Regions from separate parts of the Homo sapiens genome. Here region 2 is linked to region 1. A link is an interaction called in ENCODE POLR2A ChIA-PET data of the cell type or tissue named here. Cell type or tissue: GM12878. All regions are shown on one strand. Each heading gives the region's core, and the rest is flanking DNA. Links, peaks and the distances in the headings are about the cores only. Region 1 overlaps ANKRD44 (ankyrin repeat domain 44). Region 2 overlaps ANKRD44 (ankyrin repeat domain 44).

Region 1 (10,296 bases), core at 2,810-7,809:
GTCACTCCTGCTCAAAAACTTCCAGTTTCACCCAGGTGAAAGCTAAGGTCATTAGAGTGACCTCTGCACTCAGCTCATCCACTCAACTGTCCAGCCTTGTCTGCTGTCCACCTCTTCCTGGCTCCTTGGCTCCAGCCCCACTGGCCTCCTCCTATTTAGTGAACACACCAGCTGCGCTCCTGCCTCGGGACCCTTGCTGTTCCTGCTCCCTGTGCAGCTCCTCCCTAGATATCTGCATGGCTCACCTTTACCTCTTTCGGGTCTTTCCTCAGATGTTACCTTCTCAGTGAGTCCCTTTCTGACCACACTATTTAAAATGCCCACTCCACATTTCCTGTCTGCCTTTCTTTATTTTCCTCCACAGTGTAAATCCCTCATACCATATATTTGACTCCCCCCATTTTAAAAACCAAAACTTACATGTGGCTAAGATATAGATAACAGGACAAAGATTATTTTGTTAGTTTGGTTCATTCACTGCTGTGTCTTTAGCACTTAAAACAGGGTAAGGTGCATAGTAAATGCTCAATAAATATTTGTTAAGTGATTGAATATAAATATGTATATGTATCTGTATATGTACATGTTCAAATGTTTTTTACTCATGAAGTACTCAAACAAAGAAAAGAGAAACACTTCTATAAACAGCTTTCATTTTACACTGGGATGTCAAATTTCCATTCAAACAAAATTAAGAGAAAGTTTTCTGCCCTATGAAAAGATAAAAGATCACATATTGTCCTATTTTCTGGTTATATTTTCCCTCTTTTTAAACTGTGCTTTTGGTTGTGAGGATGGTTAGCACTGTAGGTAATTCTCAGTCGTAGGTAATTCTCAGTTCCATTTCTTTTCAGGGGAAGTATCAAGGTGACATGAGGGGACAGGAAATATTGTCCCTAAATGTTCTAAGAGTGGATCTCCCATGTATTCAAGCAATCGAGGGGTGTTTAATGAGCTCCATCTACATAGCAATGATACAGCATAGCTCTGCTGGGGCTCTCTGCTCTCCCCTTCTCCACAAAAGGGAAGGACAGGTAAGAACAGGCACAATAAAATAGAAACCAGACAGAAAGAATTGGGAACAAGGAGACAAGACAAGAATCATGCTTTACGTGATTTAATCCTAATATTTTTATGAGAGGATGGCTATCATCATTTCATTTTAAAGATGAGGAAAATGAAGCCGGGTGCGGTGGCTCATGCCTGTAATCCCAGCACTTTGGAAGGCCGAGGAAGATGGCTCACCTGAGGTCAGGAGTTCGAGACCAGCCTGGCCAGAGAGATGGCCAGAGATGGCTAGAGATGGTGAAACCCCATTTCTACTAAAAATACAAAAATTAGTCAGGTGTGGTGGCAAGCACTTGTAATCCCAGCTACTTGGGAGGCTGAGGCAGGAGAATTGCTTGAACCTGGGAGGACGAGGTTGCAGTGAGCCGAGATTGTGCCATTGCACTCCAGCCTGGGCGACAAGAGTGAAACTCTGTCTCAAAAAAAAAAAAAAAAAAAAAAGGAAAATGAAAACTGAGAGGTCGAGTAATTTTTTTCAGGGTCGCATGACTCTGGGAGTCACATCTGGGCAAGCTCAACTCCAAGGTGCACATTCTTAGCCATCACACATTAGGATTCTTGAAATAGGTGCAGTATCACAAGAGGCCTTTTTCCCCATGGAGCTCACAGTCTAGTTAGATGATACTGAATGCCTTGCACATGAAAGGCCCTCTTTAAAGTTTATTGAGTTCATGTGGCATATGAAACAGTTATCAATCCACATATAGTGCAGGTTTAGACTATGCTTAGGGGTATTGATTAGGGACTTCAGGAGTCCAGAGATGGGCAAAGTCATTAAGAAGGGAGCTGGAGGGAGTCTAAGCGGTACTTGAGGAAGGGAATGATTCAGGCAGCAGATGTGGGTAGAACCCAGGTGAGTGACGTGTTGTGTCCCTTTCAGGTAACCTGGTGACTAAATTTACTGAGTCATAGGGTTCATGTTAGGTAGGAAGAAGAGGTAAGGAAATATCCAATTTGCAAACTGGATAGGAGAGGTGTTTGCATATTAACACATTTTTCTCAGTTGAGTTCTTTGATAGGTACTACATGCCCTCTGCCTGAAAACTTGAATTGATGAATTTGTGCCTAAGCAAAACTCATTGTTTCCATTTGTTGCACATGACTTTTTACAAATTAATTTGTATTTACTTTGTTCCAAAAAGTATTGAAGCATTAAAGTAAGGTGTTGCCTTATGGGCCCTTCTGTGTCCATGATACCCCTGGCTTGGATAGAATGTTGCATGAGGTACCATGGCAACATTTTGTGAACAAACATGTATTTTGGAGTAGCAAGGACTTCATTGAAAGGATCTAGATGGTTTGGTGATGTAGGCCATTGATGGAATAATGTAGTATGTTTAAAGATGACTTTTTTTTCCTTCTTAAAAAATTATTTCCATAGGTTTTTGGGGAATGGGTGGTGTTTGATTACATGAATAAGTTCTTTAGTGGTGATTTCTGAGATTTTGGTGCACCTGTCACCACTAAAGAACTGTACCCAATGTGTAGTCTTTTATCCCTCACTCCTTTCTCACCATTTCCCTGATTCCCCAAAGCTCATTATATCATTCTTATGCCTTCGTGTCTTCATAGCTTAGCTCCTACTAATGAGTGAGAACATATGATGTTTGTTTTTCCATTTCTGAGTTATTTCAGTTAGAATAATCGTCTCCAATTCCATCCAGGTTGCTGCAAATGCCATTATTTCATTCCTTTTTATGGCTGAGTAGTATTCCATGGTATGTATCTACCACACTTTCTTTATCCACTCATTGATTGATGGGCATTTGAGCTGGTTCCATATTTTTGCAATTGTGAATTGTGCTGCTGTAAACATGCATGTGCAAGTACCTTTTTCTTATGACTTCTTTTCCTCTGGGTAGATACCCAGGAGTGGGATTGCCGGATCTAGAGATGACTTGTTTTTAATCTTATACATATTTGTTAAATAAGAAATTACAAAATCCAGACTATGGGATGCCTACAGAAAAAACAGACCTCATTTATTTAAAAAATCAATTGTAAGAGGAAAAAAAAAAGATGGAGAGGAAATATAAATCCATAAATTAAAAGAGAATTAAGATACATTCAGACTAGTTGCAGTGAATAGATTTGGATTCTGATTTAAACAAACTTAAAAAAGCACACTTCTTTGAGATAATTGGGGAAATTTGAATACTGACTGGATATTTGATGATTTAAAGTGTGAATAGGATATTGTGGTTATGTTTAAAAAGAGAGTCCTTTTACAAAACTAGAAACTATAAAACTCTAGCATTTTCTCTCTCTTTCTTTTTTTTTTTTGAAACAGGATCTCACTCTGTCACCCATGCTAGAGTGTAATGGTGCGATCACAGCTCACTGCAGCCTTGACTTCCGGGGCTCAGTTGAGTCTCCCACCTCAGCCTCCTGAGTACCTGGGACTACAGGTGCGTGCCACTACACCTGGCTAGTTTTTGTATTTTTAGTAGAGATGAGTTTCACCATGTTGCCCAGGCTGGTCTCGAACTCCTGGAATCAAGTGATCTGCTTGGCTTTCCAAAGTGCTGAGATTACAGGCATGAGCCACCATGCTTGGCCTACTTTAGCATTTTCTCAGGGCACCTATTTAAGTGATACATTCTTTTTGGAAACTATTTTTCTTTTTACTTCTTCCTGCCACCTTTGTGCCCCTCTTAAGGCCTCCACTCTCGCTTGATAGAATGCCTTCAGTAAAGTTGTTAGAATCCTTTCTGTTTGTCCATAAAAGCACATGATTTTTCTGGTTTTGCTGCCCAAGGAAATATGCTTCTGAGCTAGTTGTGTGGTCCACACATCTATTGACTTAGTTTAAGTGGCTCCATAACTTGAGTCAAATACTTGAGCATTGGTCTTAGAATCCCATCTTGTGTGCTTTTAGGAAGACCTGGATTTGGCTTGTCCAGTGTAAGATATTTGGAAGGGAATTTAGATACTAGAGTTGCCAAAAATCGCTTTCTTACATTGACTTTTAAACTATGCTTTTAATTATACCGTGTAGTTCTTAAAGGCAGCAAACAGTTACAAGGTCTCAATTCTAATGGGCCTGGCTGCCATGCCTCTCTTCTTACCTGAACAGGAAGTAGGTGTTTGTTGTTGCCTTGAGTGGTTTCACCATTGCTTCAGACATGCTGAAATATCTTCCTTTATTTCTACAAGTGTAAAAATCTTTCTATATCCTTCTTAACGGAGTCCAGATTTAAGAATAGACCATAAGCATAAGAAGTGGCCAGCTGTGACTTGAGTAAATGATACTGTCATGAGTAATTTAGAAGCCATGTGACTAAGGGTTTTGTACTTTGGAGCCTTAGTATAATTAGGTCTTGGGGCTCATGAGATGAGTGCAATGTTTAGTTGCTAATGCTCCTTTTCGTAGCAGCCAAGAAGAAACAATCTTTTTAAGTAGCTCTGCTTTGTAGCAAGGAGTCTTCTATCAAGGTTTCAGGGTACTGTATTTTATGTATAATATTTTAAAATATTGTGGCATCTAACCGAACAATTTCCAAAAATGCTCCGTGTGAGTTGTATATTTAGAATACTAAAGTTGATGTCTGGAGACCTGGGCTATGTGCACAGCGCTACTCCTAACAAGCTGTGTCCATCTTCCTGTGACACAACTTTCCTTGACTGTAAGATGGGTAAAATAATACTTGCTTTACGGGGAAGTTGTGATAATCAAGTGGGAAAAGTCTTTGTATAGCAGGTGGTCCTTGGTTGGCACTCTATAATAAATAGTCTCTGAATCTTGGGCTGGTTCCTCATTTGTCACATTAAAGAGACCAGTTTTCTCAGGTCAATTTCAGCTCTATGAAAATATGATTTGAGTTTGTTTTTGTTTTATATTTATGACCTTTTAACTAGTCTTCTTTCTCTCTCTCACTTAAACAACATTGGTAGAAAGAGTTTGTTTGTTTTATTTTTGTATGGAATTTCCATACTTCGGTATGAATTGTAGTGTTTGGTTCCTACAGCTTTAGGAATTACATTTTTCTTTCATTTTGGTTTTATCAAATCAATTGACTTAGTTTATTTGACCAAAGAATCTTATGTTTAGATAGATCTAGGAGGATCAATTTGTGTTGAAAAGATTCTCAGGAGTTTGCAGTCATTTTTTATTTAAGTTGTCAAAAAGAACTTTGAAAATTACTTATAAGAATGCCACTTCCTCTTCACAGAAATATAAAACTGTGTCTTTTTGAGGAAGTGTGTAAAAACAAAAGTTGATAGAGTAATCTTCATAAAAAATCATCACAGCAGAATGTCTAAAAAACATTGGTGTAAAATTTCAAGTCTCGAATTAATTTATAACGGTAGAAAACAAACTTCTCTGATAAAATGTGACTTAAAAAGTTAGATGAAAGATACATTGTAAAAAGTTACTTTAATTTGGGGTTTTTTCCCTTTTAAAACTATAGAATGCTACTTAAAGAGCAGATAATTTAAACATCATTGGATATGTGTATGTATCTTAATTCTAACAAAGCATTTCAATTTGAGGTGATTCTTGGTTGAGATGTAGGGCAAAGTAAAAAGGGTCACAGGAAATGAAAATGAGAATTGGTATAAGAAAAGGTGGAATAAGGAAAAATAAGAGAAAACCATTAAGAAACTTATTTATTTATTCTTTTAGAGGGAAGGAATTAGGAGCGGGAAGGAGATTGACTGTTAGTTTCTTAGGTGAGTGTTGGAGATGCTGTTGAACTTTAAGCTTAATTGGTCACCTGCTGTCCTTTGTTCTTTGAAATAATTGACATTGATCCTTGCTGTTCAGCCACATTGACACTTATATCTTGGGAGTTCTAGGATTGGACTAACAAAAGTGGAGGTTGTTACTTACACTGCAAAAGAAACAACCAGAGCTGTGTCACTCAGAAGGCTGAAAAGAATCAGGCTGACAGGTAATTTGGCCCCTCAAAAGGTCCTAGTGGCTGATATAGGACCTTCAGAATGAGTGTAGGTGACAGGCAGGTAACAAATTATTTTACACAGTGGGAAGTCAGGTATTAGGAGCTTCTATGACTAGTGACTAGGTTCCTGCAACAACTCTGGTTTTAAGCACCCCACTGCCTGTCCTGGTGAGTTGAACTCAAGCAGGACATTTCTTCATTACTGCTTTACCTTTTCTTTTTATTTCTTCTTCTTTTCTTTTTTATTTTTTTGAGACAGGGTCTCAATCTGCCACCTAGGCTGGAGTGCAGTGGTGCCATCATAGCTCGACCTCCTGGGCTCAGGTGATCCTCCCGCTTCAGCCTCCTGAGTAGCTGGGACTACAGGCATGTACCTCCATGCCACCTGGCTCACTTTTTGTAGGGACAGGGTTTCACCATGTTGCCCAGTCTGGTCTTGAACTCCTGAACTCAAGGGATCTGCCCACCTCAGCCTCCCAAAGTGCTGGGATTATAGGAAAGAGCAAACCACCGTGCCCAGCCTTGCTTTTACCTTTTCAACCAGCTCTTCCAGAGGCTGAATAGTATTTTTCTTAACTCCATTCCTGCCATGAATTGGCTGTGAGATCCTGGCCAGTCATTATACCTCCTTGGGCCTCAGTTTTCTTTAAGAAATGAGGACATTGTTTTAGAGTTTATTCTTGCAGCTGCTCCAGTCTTCTATAGTTTTAACCCAGGGGTTGCAGACTACTATCCACAGGACACATATGGCCTGCTGCCTGCTTTAAATGGCCCGTGAGCCAAGGATAGTTTTTATATTAAGTGATTGAAAAGGATCAAAAGGATAATACTTTGCAACACATAAAAATTAAACAAAATTCTAATTTCTTTGTCCATAAATAAAGTTGTATTATTTGTTTACGTCTTGTCTATGGGCGCTACAACAGCAGAGTTGAGTAGTTGTGGCAAAGACTATAGGGTCAGCAAAGCTGAAAATATTTATTATCTGGCCTTTTACAGGAAAAAATTTGCCAACCTCTTGCTCTAACTCAAGGGCAGACTTGGGGCCATCCTCTTCAGAAATCGAGTGCTACACTCTTACAGTCCTAGTGTTACCTAAGTTGCACTTTGATCTAGATTTAATTAGATTGAGGTGGGAATTCTTGCTTTTATTATTTTCTCCAGGAGAAAGTAGAAGCTTAGTTAGCTTTTTTGGTATGCTTTCAATTAGAAACAATCCTCCTTAAAACAATAGTTTTGTTTGTACTCAACTTTTTTTTCCCTCTGCCTAGGAATCACTGTAGAGAAGGAAGCCATATGTTTATATTTTAAATCACTTGCCTTTTCTATAGGATTTTTAAACTCCAGATGTGGACTCAGAAACAGTTAATATGTACTTTTGATGCACTCAAAGAGCCAAGATGGGGGAAGAGAGATCTTTACTTCTTATATATGAGAGCAAAACAGAAATCTTAATATTTTCTATTCCCCAAGTAGAGACTCTAGATTAATATGGGGATGGAAATAGCCTTAATTTTGTAGGAGGCTAATTTTAAGCAAACACAGTTTAAAGGTCAAGTATTACAAATGGAAATTATACAATTAAAAATAAATCTTAAAGCTGTCTACTAATCTAATGTTGCTCATTATTCTAGAAGGTTCTCTCTGAAGCTAAGTCTGGTAATTTCTGTGTGGGTTATAAGTTTGTGTGTGTGTTGGGGCGGAGGGGTGGTGCAGAGAGACAGAGAGAGAATGAAAATATGTGTGTGTGTGGTTTCCAGTGTTCATTTCATTAGAATTATAAAGAGCATCTGACTCTTGCTCTTGTACTTCCAGAGTCATTTGAGTTATTATGAAACTCCTCCTAGGCCTGGAGTTCTGTTTGATCTTGGATGAAGATGGGCACCTTGAACTGGTTAGCGAGGCCAGAAAGGAGGTCAGTCAACATGTCATCTTTCATATAAAGGTTCACTTTTCTCAGAAGTGAAACTAACTTCTATATGAAAGATGACACGTGTTGACTGACCTCCTTTTCTCTATCCTTCAGAGAGAATTAAGACTAAAGAAACTTGTTTAAAAGATTTGTAAAGAAATTAATGTAGTGTACAACTTTAGAAAACATGGACAGTGACCGAGTACCTAAGCTGTCTGGGACCTCCAGCATTTTCTGAACAATATTATAAATTGTCTGGTGAAGACAGGAGATGAGCATTAGAATCCCCATTTTTCATAGGGAGAAACCGAGGCCAGTGGCTGTTACTTTGCTTGTTGATTGTTAGTGGAGGTAGAGCTCTTATTTTTTCTGGCTCAGTCTGAGGTGCATTTCATTTGCCTATCCTGTTCTTAAACAGCACTTATAAAATCACGTGTCATTTCTGCAGTTATATTTAGGATACAGCCTAAAATGCTGTATAAACACCCTGTGATAGAATGCTGAAGGCTGCCGCCTGGGTAATTATCATGTGGTTCTAGTATCGTATCATCTGCATTATCCAGATTAGAATGTATCACCCACTTCTAAGCTGGTCTAGAAGAAGGAGCCCATTGTGTGCAAGGCCATAAGGATATTGCCTCATCGTTCCCCTGTGGGTAAAGATCTTTGTGATACACAGAAGACCGTGGAACTTCATTCTTATTTGAAAACACTTGTGACTGGTAATAATCCTGAAATACTAAGGCTTTCCCATGCCCTCATCCCCAAAATTCCTCTCTAATATGCTTTGTTTTCTTTTTTTAGAATTTTGTGAGATGTATTTAAGATTGGCCATCTGAAGGGAACATTTGTCACAGCACTGCCTAATCTTTAGATGTGTGTAAATGCAGATATGTTTAATGAACTCTTTCATTTTCCTGCTTACATGGAGTGGGGAAAGTTTCTTCATTGAGGCTCTCACTTCTGGTTTCAGTCCATTTTTAGCCCCTTGATTAGTGTGTGTCTTGGGAAGGTTGGAGCTAAGCCACTGAATTTCTCTTCACTTCTGGGGGAAAATGTTTGTACCCCAACTTTTTAGTATCTAAGACTCTGGTTAACTCAGTAGTAGTAGATTAGCAGTGACTATTGAATAAGTGAATGATGTAGTGCCAGTCTCTGCTGCTGTGTTTTTTCCTTCACCATCCTTCCCTTCTTTTATCTACTTTATCTACCTTCTTTTTCTCCTCTTGGGATCTTTACCATGAACAGAGGAAGGACAGGAAGTGATTAATTTTTGGTTATGTAAATAACCCTAGTAAAAAGATTGGTGATATAAAATATTGCTAATATTTGTTTGGTGGATTTTTTCTTCTTGGTGTCTTGATAAATATGTATAGTCAAGAATGTGTGGCTGATGGCTTAGTGTGTCATGACATGAACAGATCTGGGACAACTTCTCCAGTCAAGGAAACAGTATGGGAAGAAATGTTTTACTCACCATTTTTTTGTACTGTGGAGATTTTGGACAGGCTTTAACTGGGACAGCTCTTTAAAGACTTGCACAGGAAGTCACTGTTAATGTGCACTCTTGGTTTAAAGCATCTTGCTAAGTAGGGCCCAAAGGAGGCAGAGTGTGATTTCCATCACCGATCCTGGGTGGACTGAGAGGATGGCCATGCTGGGCCATCTACTGATGCTTACAAGTAGCTCATGGCAACATTTTTTATCCCCAACCCCTACCACCAAAAGATTTTTATACGCTATGTATTCCCTTGCACATTTTTTGGGGGGTTGACATCTAAAGTTTTTCATCACAAAGTTGGAAAGATACAAAGGATGTAATTCCTGGCATAATACAAATGTTGACTTTTAAAATGGAAACATTATATCACTGTTTAAAATGTGTTGAATGGAATTTAAACACTATTGTGATTTGAGTGTCCCACCTTCACTTAAAAAATACATGAGCAACATCATCACTGGTCATCAGATAAATGCAAATCAAAACCACAATGAGACACCATCTCATGCCAGTTAGAATGGCGATCATTAAAAAGTCAGGAAACCGCAGGTGCTGGAGAGGATGTGGATAAATAGGAATGCTTTTACACTGTTGGTGGGAGTGTAAGTTAGTTCAACCATTGTGGAAGACAGTGTGGCGATCTCTCAAGAATCTAGAACTAGAAATACTATTTGACCCAGCAATCCCATTACTGGGTATATATCCAAAGGATTATGAATCATTCTACTATAAAGACACATGCACACATATGTTTATTGTGGCACTATTCACAATAGCAAAGACTTGGAACCAATTCAAATGTCCATCACTGATAGACTGGATTAAGAAAATGTGGCACATATACACAGTAGAATACTATGCAGCCATAAAAAAGGGATGAGTTCATGTCCTTTGCAGGGACATGGATGGAG
Region 2 (10,296 bases), core at 3,254-8,253, 56 kb after region 1:
CTGGAAAGATACAGAGATACCTGGTTGCCAGGCTCGAATGTTTGGATTTTATTTTGTTGACATTAGAACATGGGGAGTGTGAATATTGGGCTTGAAGTTGGGTCACCTGGGTTCCAATTCTGGCTCTGCTGCTTCCTTGCTGTGTCATCTTGGATAAGTTGCCAACCATGCTGTACCTCAGTTTCCTCATCTCTAAAATGGAAAGAACAATAATATTGTACGTACCTCATAGTGTTATAGTGAGGATGAAATGAGGGAATGCATGAACGTCACTCCGAGTAGTGACTGATCCTGGGGAATGACTGTAGGTGTTTTAAGTGTAGAAAATGTGTGTCAGGAAGATAAATCTAGCAGCAACACAGGGTAAGGTGGCTACAATGGGAAAAGATTGCATAGGGGGTTGGGAAGACTGTTGAGTGTAAGCGAGATGGTTGGCAGCATCAGGGACCTGGGAATTCAAGGTCCCATTGTAGGGATGGCTGGGCAGAATGATTTAAGAATCCAGGGGTTATGGGGCTGGGTGAGGTGGCTCATGCCTGTAATCCCAGTGCTTTGGGAGGCTGAGGCAGGATGATTTGCTTGAGGTCAGGAGTTCAAGACCAGCCTGGGCAACACAGCGATACCCCATCTCTAAAAAAAAAAAAAAAAAAAAAAAAAGCCAGATGTAGTGGTGCATACTTGTAGTCCTAGCTACATGGGAGGCTGAGACGGGAGTATCACTTGAGCCCAGGAATTCCAGGCTGCAGTGAGCTATGTTGCTGCCATTGTACTCCAGCCTGGGTGACAGAGTGAGATCACTGTCTAAATAAATAAATAAAATAAATAAAAATAAAAATCTAGGAGTTAGGTAGGCAGGGCACAGTCATTCATGGGATTATAGGAGGACTCTCCTCTGTCACCCCATGTCTTCCTTACATTTCATTCTTCAAAGCCTGGTCTTCATCAGGACTCATGTGGCCATGTTGTGCTCATGTCTCTGATGTCATTTTCTGGTTTGGGGACACAGCAGGTCATTAGGGATGAAGCACTGGGATAGAGTTCAACTGCTTATTCACCCCTCCCTTTTCCTGTTATCTGTTTTCTACTCTCAATTTGGTAAAAGGGTTTACATGATAGCTGAGAACTGTATTAGGGAATATATTTTATTTCTCTTCCTTCTTAGTTTTTGGAATGTTTCTGAAAGAATTTAGGTTGAGCTTTTATTTGATCAGTCTTGATTCACTTTCCTGGCCTTCTAATTTTCCCTAAATGCGAGAGGTTTTAGAGTAATAGAGTAATACATAGAGATAAGGAATGTGGCCTCATGGTAATTCCGTGGGACAGGCAGTTTGTACCACTGTTAGGAAAAATAACCCTACAAACAGCTTTGCTGTTAAGTTTCTCCCTTCCCCTTTAGGTGGGAAAAGACTATAGCAAATGGCCTTTTTATTATGTAAGGTAAATGAGTACCCTCAATTTTATCTGCTTTGTAAATCAGAATATTCATATGTTTTCTTAAACTAAGTTGAGTATGTATACTGCTGTCCCTTGGTATCCATGGGGTATTGGTTCCAGGACTATTGTAGATATCCAAATCCAGGGATGCTCAAGTCCCTGACATAAAATGGTGTCGTATTTGCACATAACCTATGTACTTTCTCCCATATACTGTAAATCATCTCTAGATTGCTTATAATACCTAATACAATGTAAATGCTATGTAAACCGTTGTTATACTATATCTTTTTATTTGTATTATTATTATTATTGAGATGGAGTCTTGCTCTGTTGCCCAGGCTGGAGTGCAGTGGCACAATCTCGGCTCACTGCAATGTTCACCTCCTGGGTTCAAGTGATTCTCCTCTCTCAGCCTCCCCAGGAGCTGGGATTACAGGACTGCACCACCATTCCTGGCTAATTTTTGTATTTTTAGTAGAGATGGGTCTTACCATGTTGGCCAGGTTGGTCTCAAAATCCGGACCCACCTTGGCCTCCCAAAGTGCTGGATTTACAGGCATGAGCTACCACACCCGGCCTTTATTATTGTATTATTATTTTTTATTTTTTTCCCTAAATATTTTAGATTTGCGGTTGGTTGAATTAAACCAATGGCAGATGCAGAACCCATCATATGGAGGGCCAACTGTAAATTCAAAATTGGCTACCCACAGGGTCACCCACTTATACACATGCTTTTACTATGTATGGAATATGATAGGTCATTTTGCTAGAACACGGAGATACATAGCTAAACAGAAAATTAGCATCACTGCTTGAGATGTAGAGTCAGCTCTCTTTAAAAGATTGTCAAACCACAGCCTGGCATTAGTTAGATTTGATAGGGTAGAAGGTGAATAATCGTAAGCTGAGCTGTCTTTGTAAATGTTGTGATTTTTCCCATCTTCCATTTTTCTATCTCCCCTGCAACAGTTTCAACTGGTAGATGAGTTCTGACACATGAAACACATGGTATTTTGTACCAATTCTATCCCAACATGTGGTTGGTGACCATAAATAGACATGATATTAGCAAATAATATTAGGAACACTGTAAATGGATGTTTGGGTGATCATTCAGAAAGACAGGAAGGTAAACAAAAAATACTGCCTGCTGCTTATATACTGACCAGTCTGGAGGCTGATGACACATTCTTCTTTGCTAAATTAATAAGAAGGTGGGAAGTGGCTTTCTTCTATTGCCATTGTATTCTGTGATGCACAAATTTAACTCAATTTTCCCATTACACTATACGTAGTTGCTTAATAGAGTCTTGTCCAAGCATTTAAAAAATCACTGTACCTTTTGTGTTGCTGCTGACATGAGCTATTAAGAAAGTTGAAACTTTAGTAGCAGCTGCTTCCTCTGCCAGTTATAGCTACCTAAGTTGGGTTGAATTTCTTTGTGCTTTGAGATGGGTCTCCCAGTTGTGAGGAGTATTTGGTTTTGATACTTTTGTTTTGGATGACAGCGATGAGTGTTCGCTAACTTTTATCCATATGTCATCTTATGTTTGCATTCCTGGGTGGAAGAATAATAGTTCAATGTCTATTCATAATACTATACGATTTCTTAACTCCCCTGATTGGAGCCCACACATATGTCCTATGTCCTTCCTTGCTATGGTTTGAATGTTTGAATGTTTGTGTCCCCACCAAAATTCATATGTTGAAACTTAATCCCCAGTGTGATCATGTTAGGAGGTGGAGCCTTTGGGAGTGATTAGGTCATGAAGGCTCAGGCCTCATGAATGGGATTTGTGCCCTTATGAAAGAGGCCCAAGGGAGCTTGTTTGCCCCCTCTGCCACATGAGGGCACAGCAAGAAGGTGCCATCCGTGAGGAACAGGCCTTCACCAGATATCAAATCTGCTGGCACCTTGATCTTGGACTTGCCAGTCTCCAGAACTGTGAGCAATAAATCTCTGTTGTTTATAAGTTAACCTTATATCCAGTCTAAGGTATTTTGTTATAGCAACTCAAGTGGACTAAGATAGTCCTCTACAGGTTTTCTGAGTTTTCAGTTATATTTTAATTATGTTAGTTTTAGGAAGGCCCAACTCACTTGAATTTATTAGCATGGATTCAGTTAACACATACAAAATGTAGAGTTCAGGCCCAAGTTTCTCTTTAAGACATTTTTTTTTTTGTCCTAAAGCTGTATTCCTGTGACATTGGATTCCTTGTTTCTTAGGTTCTTTAAGGGTTTTATTTATTTTATTTTTTTAAAGTCTTTCTTCCTGCTGTTGGCTGGAATAGTGACTTCTTAAGACATTCAGCAGTATGAACTAGAAACATATTACATATGCAGTCACCATATATGTATAGTAAATGCTTCAAAATGGTGGACTTTGTTTTGTTTTGATTTGATTCATGGAAACTCCTCTAAATAAAGAGCTTTTCTAATATTATTCTGTGTATCTACTGCAATCATTAGAGCACTTGCTCAGTGAAATTGGAGGAAATCTCAACACTTTCTAGAAACTGAGTTCCAGCAGAGCTGTAATTAGGCAGGGCAACATAATTTTCCTAAGCGATTAAGTTGCTAGTCACAGAATGTGATCTCTTTATCCAGGTCTGGAAGCAAAGGAACTTGTGCCTATTTGTGGCCCTTACATCTGGTTGTGGTTAGCCTGGCGGACTGACAGGTCTGACAGTTGAGCTTTTCCTGACTTAATTCCCCTGTTTCTCCCCTTTGGGCTGTAGAGAGATGACTCTGAGGCTTTCTGGTCTCATCTTGAGTGTTGAGGCCCAGGTAAATAAAAGCATGTCCTTTGCCTCTCTTGATAGGTGAGTCAAGTCCCAACTCTCCTAGACTAGAGTGTCCTGTTAACCATTCTTGACTTTCGTCTCAGCTGGAAAGACGGGGACCATTCCAGCATTGCCTAAGAATATTCCATAGGGGGAACAGCCTGGTAAGGTTAGAAGATGAGCCCTTTTTTTAAGGTGAACCTAGAGAGGTGGCCATACCAGTTTAATCTAGTCATTGTGGTTATAATTGGGGATAGAAATGTTTTAGCAAGAAAGTGGTTTGTAGGTTGGCTGGAGATGGACTTTGATGTCTGGCTCCTCCTGTCTCTTTTGAGAAACCTGGTATAACTGGAAATGTGGGGAGCCTTAGGATCAAGCATATTGAACGTGGTTTTCCTTTGGCCAGAATTAAAATTTGATTTTGCTTTTCTAGATTGTCCAAGTTGCTGTGATTATCAAACTGAAATGAAGTACCATTATATTATAAAATACCATTATATTATAAAATATTTGCTACATAGATCTGTTATAACTTTTCTGTACTGTTTATCAATTAGTAAATGGTATTAAATTTATTTAGATAATCAGCTACTAAAATAAACTAGTCATGAGGAAGGACCTGTTTTCATTGAATTTTTCAATAATAGTGCATTTCCTGGCACATAAAAGGCATTCAATAAATTGATGAAATAATAAGTAATAAAGTTTAACAAGGATCTACTGATAAAGTTTTACTTATAATGCACCCTAGCAAGTTTTTATATATAGACTATTTTAAAAAAGATTAATCAAGACATTAAACCTAAAGGGAGATTTTTTTAAATGGTTTGGGAAGAAAAGCACAGTAATATGTATTTTTAAGATTAATATTGTACAAGTATTTTTATTATGTTTGAAGGTTTTTGGCTTATTTATTAGCAGAGGAGGAACTCTTTAAAGAGTTTCTTTTCCTCTTTCAGGCCACCAGCACTATGTAGTGAATCATTGAAATGATTCTTCCTTTTTATTCTCATGTTACTATCAAAACCTGGCACAATGGAGGCATATAATAAATCTTAAAGAACAATAAGTACCTCTACTTCTTAGAAAAAAGAAAAATCTTACCTTCTGAAACTTCTTATTTTTAAAAATGTTAATATAGATTCAAATGTTTTTTTTAAATTTTACATAACTTTTTCCAGATTGCAAAAGCAATACAAGTTCATTATAGAGAACTTGGAAATAGAATAATTAAAATTACCATAAACTTCTGGACCCAAGATAGTTGCTATTTAATTTTGATATATTTCTTACCAGTCCAGCATTTTTCCATGAGTATTCTACAGAGTGCTTGCCTAATATAAGATGTTCTGGTGAACAAGAGTTCAAGTAGAAAATCTATTTACTGTGCCCCTCTTGGAGATCCATGATGCATAGTGGCAGTATTAAAGGCTCTGAGAAGGTCTGCAAGAAAGAAACCCTTTGCATTATTTAATCAGTGTTTCCTAAGCTTATTTGACGACTAAGTCCTCTGTGTATGTATGTGTGTGTAGAATTTATTAGCATCCTCATACTTTGACAAATTTAATTCTATTTTCCTTTTCTTCTTTTAAGATGTTAGCTTTTCTGGGAGTCTATTCTGGTTATAGGACATTCCCCTTTAATTTTTCAGGGCCGATCTCTTGGTAGGCCTCAGAAAGAGGATGCAGAGCCAAAAAGAGAGAAGATGTGCCCTGGAAAGGAGGAATAGACTTAAAATGCATGATTACTGTGGGCTGCATTACAAGATTTTGCATACCCCCAGTCCAAAAATCAAATTTATTCATGTTCAGTAAGATGCTTCTGAGACTTTGCCAGCTGTGGATTATGCATTTGGGGAAAGCTGATGGAGAGGCCTTTGATCATAGGCTGGGTTGTTGTAGAACTTCCTGATTGCAAAGAGCAGACAATTACTTTTAAGAGAGGGTGTTGGGGGTGTGGGGAAGTGGGGAGGTAGCTATCGAACTGTGAGATTTGGTTATTATCTAGTATGCCATGTCCTTGGATCTGGCTTTCTGAGATGACTTTTGTTCACAGTAAAATCTTACATGTTGTGGCTAATAAAAAAAAAACTTGCTTCAAGACTGCTGTAGAGACACTGAATCTAAACTGGGCACCAACATTGTCACCCACAGAGAGAGACTTGCTAGAAACAAGTGAGGAAGCATCTCTAGCAATTTTGTGGAGGTTTTCTTTAAGCTTCTAGCAACTGTTGCTAGTGTCACTAGATTGCTGTTTTTAGAACAGTTTTAGGGATTTCCATCTTGCTTCCTACCCAGCTCTTTCTCTTAATTTTTGAAATGCCAAGAGCTTAGTGGTAGAAGTCTGAACAACTTTTTGTTTTTTTTAAAAGAAGGTCTTGGCTTGGCTCTTTTTTTTTTTTTTTTTTGAGCTGGAGCCTTGCTCTGTCACCCAGACTAGAGTGCAGTGGTGCGATCTTGGCTCACTGCAACCTCTGCCTCCTGGGCTCAAGTGATTCTCGTGCCTCAGCCTCCTGAGTAGCTGGGATTACAGGCACACACCACCACGCCCAGCTCATTTTCGTATTTTTAGTAGAGACAGGGTTTCACCGTGTTGGCTAGGCTGCTCTCCAACTCCTGACCTCAGGCGATTCACCTGCCTCTGGCTCCCAAAATGCTAAGATTACAGGCGTGAGCCATCATGCCTGGTTTACCTCTTGAATATATATATATTTATATCTAGATTTTCTTCTATAAACATTAATTCAACTATTCTTATTTTAGGAAATGTAGAAATTATATGACCAAAAATGCATATATTATAAGGGAATATATTAGAGAGATTTGCAGAAAAATGCAAGGCCCTTCATCTGATTGAAAATCTACGTTGAAGACATTTGAGAAGAAGCAGATTGGTTGCATTAGTTTTTACATAGGTGTTCACCTGGTCATATTTTTATGTTTTTCAGAGTATGAAATCCATTGAGATAGTGAAACTCCCAAAAACTAGTTACTAAAGCAAGAAAGGTATGCAATAGAACTGGCAGGTCTATAAAATGTGAAATGTTAAGTCTGCCTTTGGGACAGTGTAAATGTTGCAAAAATTTATCAAGATAGAAAACAAAAGTAAAACCAAGACACGTTGCAGAACTCAGTGACAGTTGGTTATCTTGCATTGAGTAATCTGTGGAAGAAACTGCTGACTGTTCCCCAATATCATCTTCCTTTCTTTATAAGTTATTTATGTTTCTCCTGGATTAAAGACTGTTTTTTTGGCCGGGCACAGTGCCTCACACCTGCAGTCCCAGCACTTTGGGAGGCCAAAGTGGGCAGATGGCTGAGCCCAGGAGTTTGAGACCATCCTGGGTAACATAGTGAAACCCCATGTCTACAAAAAATAAAATACTAGCTGGGCATGGTGGCTCATGCCTGTAGTCCCAGCTACTTGGAAGGCTGAGGTTGGAGGATTGCTTGAGCCCGGGTGGCCAAGGCTTCAGTGAGCCATGCTCTCTAGCCTGGGTGACTGAGACCATGTCTCAAAGAGAAAAAAGGACAATTTTTTCTAGCTTACCTTTTGGCCAGTTATGCCTTTGTGACTGTATTCTGGCAAGAGGATTTATGTGGAAATTTCACAAAATGGGGATCATTACCCTTGTTTATCCCATTCTTTCTTCCTGATGCCTGGAATTGGGTGAGATTGCTGGACTTGAGCAGCCATTGTGGATCATGAAGTAGAAGCAGATGCTACAGAGAATGGAGCAGCAAGACAGATGGAACCTGGGCTAGCCACGGTGGTTCACGCCTGTACTCCCAGCCGAGGGGTACAGGGCAGGCGGGTTGGGGGGCCAGGACGAGCAGATCACCTGAGGTCAGGAGTTCAAGACCAGCCTGGCCAACATGGCGAAACCCCGTCTCTACTGAAAATACAAAAATTTGCCAGGCGTGGTGGTACATGCCTATAATCCCAGCTACCCGGGAGGCTGAGGCAGGAGAATTGCTTGAACCTGGGAGGCTGAGGTTGCAGTGAGCTGAGATCGTACCACTGCACTTCAGCCTGGGTGACAGAGTGAGACTCCATCTAAAAAATAAATTAAAAAAAAAAAGATAGATGGAACCTGGGTCCTTATCACCATCGAGCACCATACCAGTCCTGGGTAACTTCTATAGACCTTGTTTACAACGAGGGAGAAATATATATATATCTTTCTTGATTAAGCCACTGTTATTTTGGGTTTTCTGTAACATGATGCTGAACCTAATCCTTCTATGGTATTATGCTACCCTTAGGTTAGACTGATTTTTTTGTCAAGGTTGTCATCATAGCACAGATCAAGATACAACCAGATTCACCTGAGAACAATCAATTTACTAGTGCTGATAGTATGTAGAGCCAGTTGACTAGGCAATGTTCAGAACAGACTTTCTATTAAATATCTTCCTCACTGTGCCTTTATTTGACCTGACCATTTTTTTTTACGGTAGAGTGTCAGGATGTGATATGGTTTGTTTATTCATTCAGCAAATGTAATGAGTGCCTACTATAGGCCAGCCATTGTGTTAGGCTCTGGGAATCCAGTGTGAGCCAAACAGGCATAGTCTGTGTCTTGACACAGCTTACAGTTTGGTGTAGAAGATGGATATTAATGAAAGGACCACACAGTTATATAATGACTGTACAAACTGTGACATGAGCACAGGAAGCTACCAGAACACATACAACGGAAGAATCTCATCTAGACTTGGGGTAGGAGGGCTAGTCAGGAAAGCTGTCTTGCACAAGTAGCTTTTGAATTGAGATGTGAAAGGTGAATTGGATTTAATCAGGTGAGGGTGGGTAGGATGTTCTAGATAGAGGGAATTGTCTGGACCAAAGCTCTGAGAAGGGAGGGGCTGCAGCATTTTCAGGAGTGGAAGGGCATCCGGAAGTTGCACTGGTGCACTGCATGGAAAGGAAAGTCATGGAAATAACCAAGCTGACTTGTCAAGGATGTCACTTTTGTAAGGCGTTAAACATTCCCTTTCATGACAAAATTATTTTAGAGGAGCTGATTTCATTCCAAATCTATCACAAAATAAATAAAACAATCAGACCTTTTGTATTTTAGGGAGTGATGCTCTGGGACATGTAATTAGGTGCCAGTTTTCTGTGCGCGATTCTCTTTTGTAGTGATTTACATGTTGTATATTAGCTGTCATTTAGACGTTTATGGGGTGGACAATGGGTGTGAATGGAGCCGGCATTACAGACATCACACACTCCGAATCTTCTAGTGAAAATGTTAATGGCATGAAATATTTTTAATGAGCACATGTTCCCTTGAGCAGAGTCCAATCCCACAGAAGGAGTTCAGCAGTGTAGCTTAAAAGCAAGAGGGTTGGCGAGTTTTATTTCTTGAGAAAAGTATTGCTGAAGTAGTATCTTTTAAGTTAATGCTACTGAAAGTAAAAACAGCAGAGGCAGGAAAATATTTGTTTTCCAAACATGTTTTATTTATAGATGGGTGAGTTCTTAGAAAAGATGATTTAATAATTGATTCATCTTTGTTTTGAACATATATAGTATTTTGTGCCTTTCTTTTAATTATAGTAACTAGTACTGAAACATTCAAGGGTGCAATACTCTATAGAACAAAGGTCTATTCTTAAGGGAAAGAAATAATACAGTCGGCTATTATACAAGATCGACAGTTGACGGCAAAGGACTTAAAGGAGTCGAGTTTGCTCTAAAAACGAGTCTATGCTGCCTCTCATCAGCTCCGTTCTACACCATTGCCATCTCTCCCCGCTGCCAGGGCATCAAAGAACACTTTGTTCCTCCTATTTTCTTGACTTCTAGTGAGAGACAAACCTCAGTGTCTTGCTTCTCCCCATTTTTCCTCTAATATTTCTGGAGGCAGATATGCCTTTGCCACTTCTGTGGGAGTAAGCTAAAAACAGTAGCCTTCAGACCTTCTCCCTCACTGTGTGCTCTCATTATACAAACTCAGGACTGAAGTGGCACGGGGATTCTCTTTTTCTCAGTAGCTACTGTCAAATTTCTCTTTTTCTCCTATCCTTCCTTCCTTTCTTTTATTCTTTTTTTTTTTTTTTGA

The links. Peaks named below come from ENCODE experiments on the same cell type or tissue, not always from the same donor. Only the 100,000 strongest peaks of a DNase experiment are listed, where the experiment ranks them.
Region 2: POLR2A ChIA-PET joins it to region 1 with 14 read pairs; 14 of 35 experiments call an interaction of 5 or more read pairs at or near these places.

Annotation. Positions count from the first base shown.
Region 1 is chr2:197,291,972-197,302,267 of GRCh38, reverse strand. All of the region lies in intron 1 of ANKRD44 (ankyrin repeat domain 44), which reads left to right. ANKRD44-IT1 (ANKRD44 intronic transcript 1) reads left to right here. Exons shown (of 6, transcript NR_046837.1): 1 at 1-35; 2 at 855-1,305; 3 at 2,733-2,786; 4 at 5,696-5,742; 5 at 5,869-5,963. Among named protein-coding and RNA genes, the nearest start is that of ANKRD44-IT1, 5.4 kb to the left of the region's middle. RefSeq lists enhancers at 52-341, 4,429-4,488, 4,799-4,848 and a silencer at 3,489-3,538. In GM12878, for the core only: no CTCF peak of the experiment used is centred there; no DNase peak of the experiment used is centred there; H3K4me3 peaks cover 3,904 bases; H3K27ac peaks cover 4,856 bases.
Region 2 is chr2:197,236,712-197,247,007 of GRCh38, reverse strand. The region is part of intron 1 of ANKRD44 (ankyrin repeat domain 44); the gene reads left to right. Among named protein-coding and RNA genes, the nearest start is that of ANKRD44-AS1, 44 kb to the right of the region's middle. RefSeq lists an enhancer at 7,299-7,348. In GM12878, for the core only: no CTCF peak of the experiment used is centred there; no DNase peak of the experiment used is centred there; H3K4me3 peaks cover 1,706 bases; H3K27ac peaks cover 3,397 bases.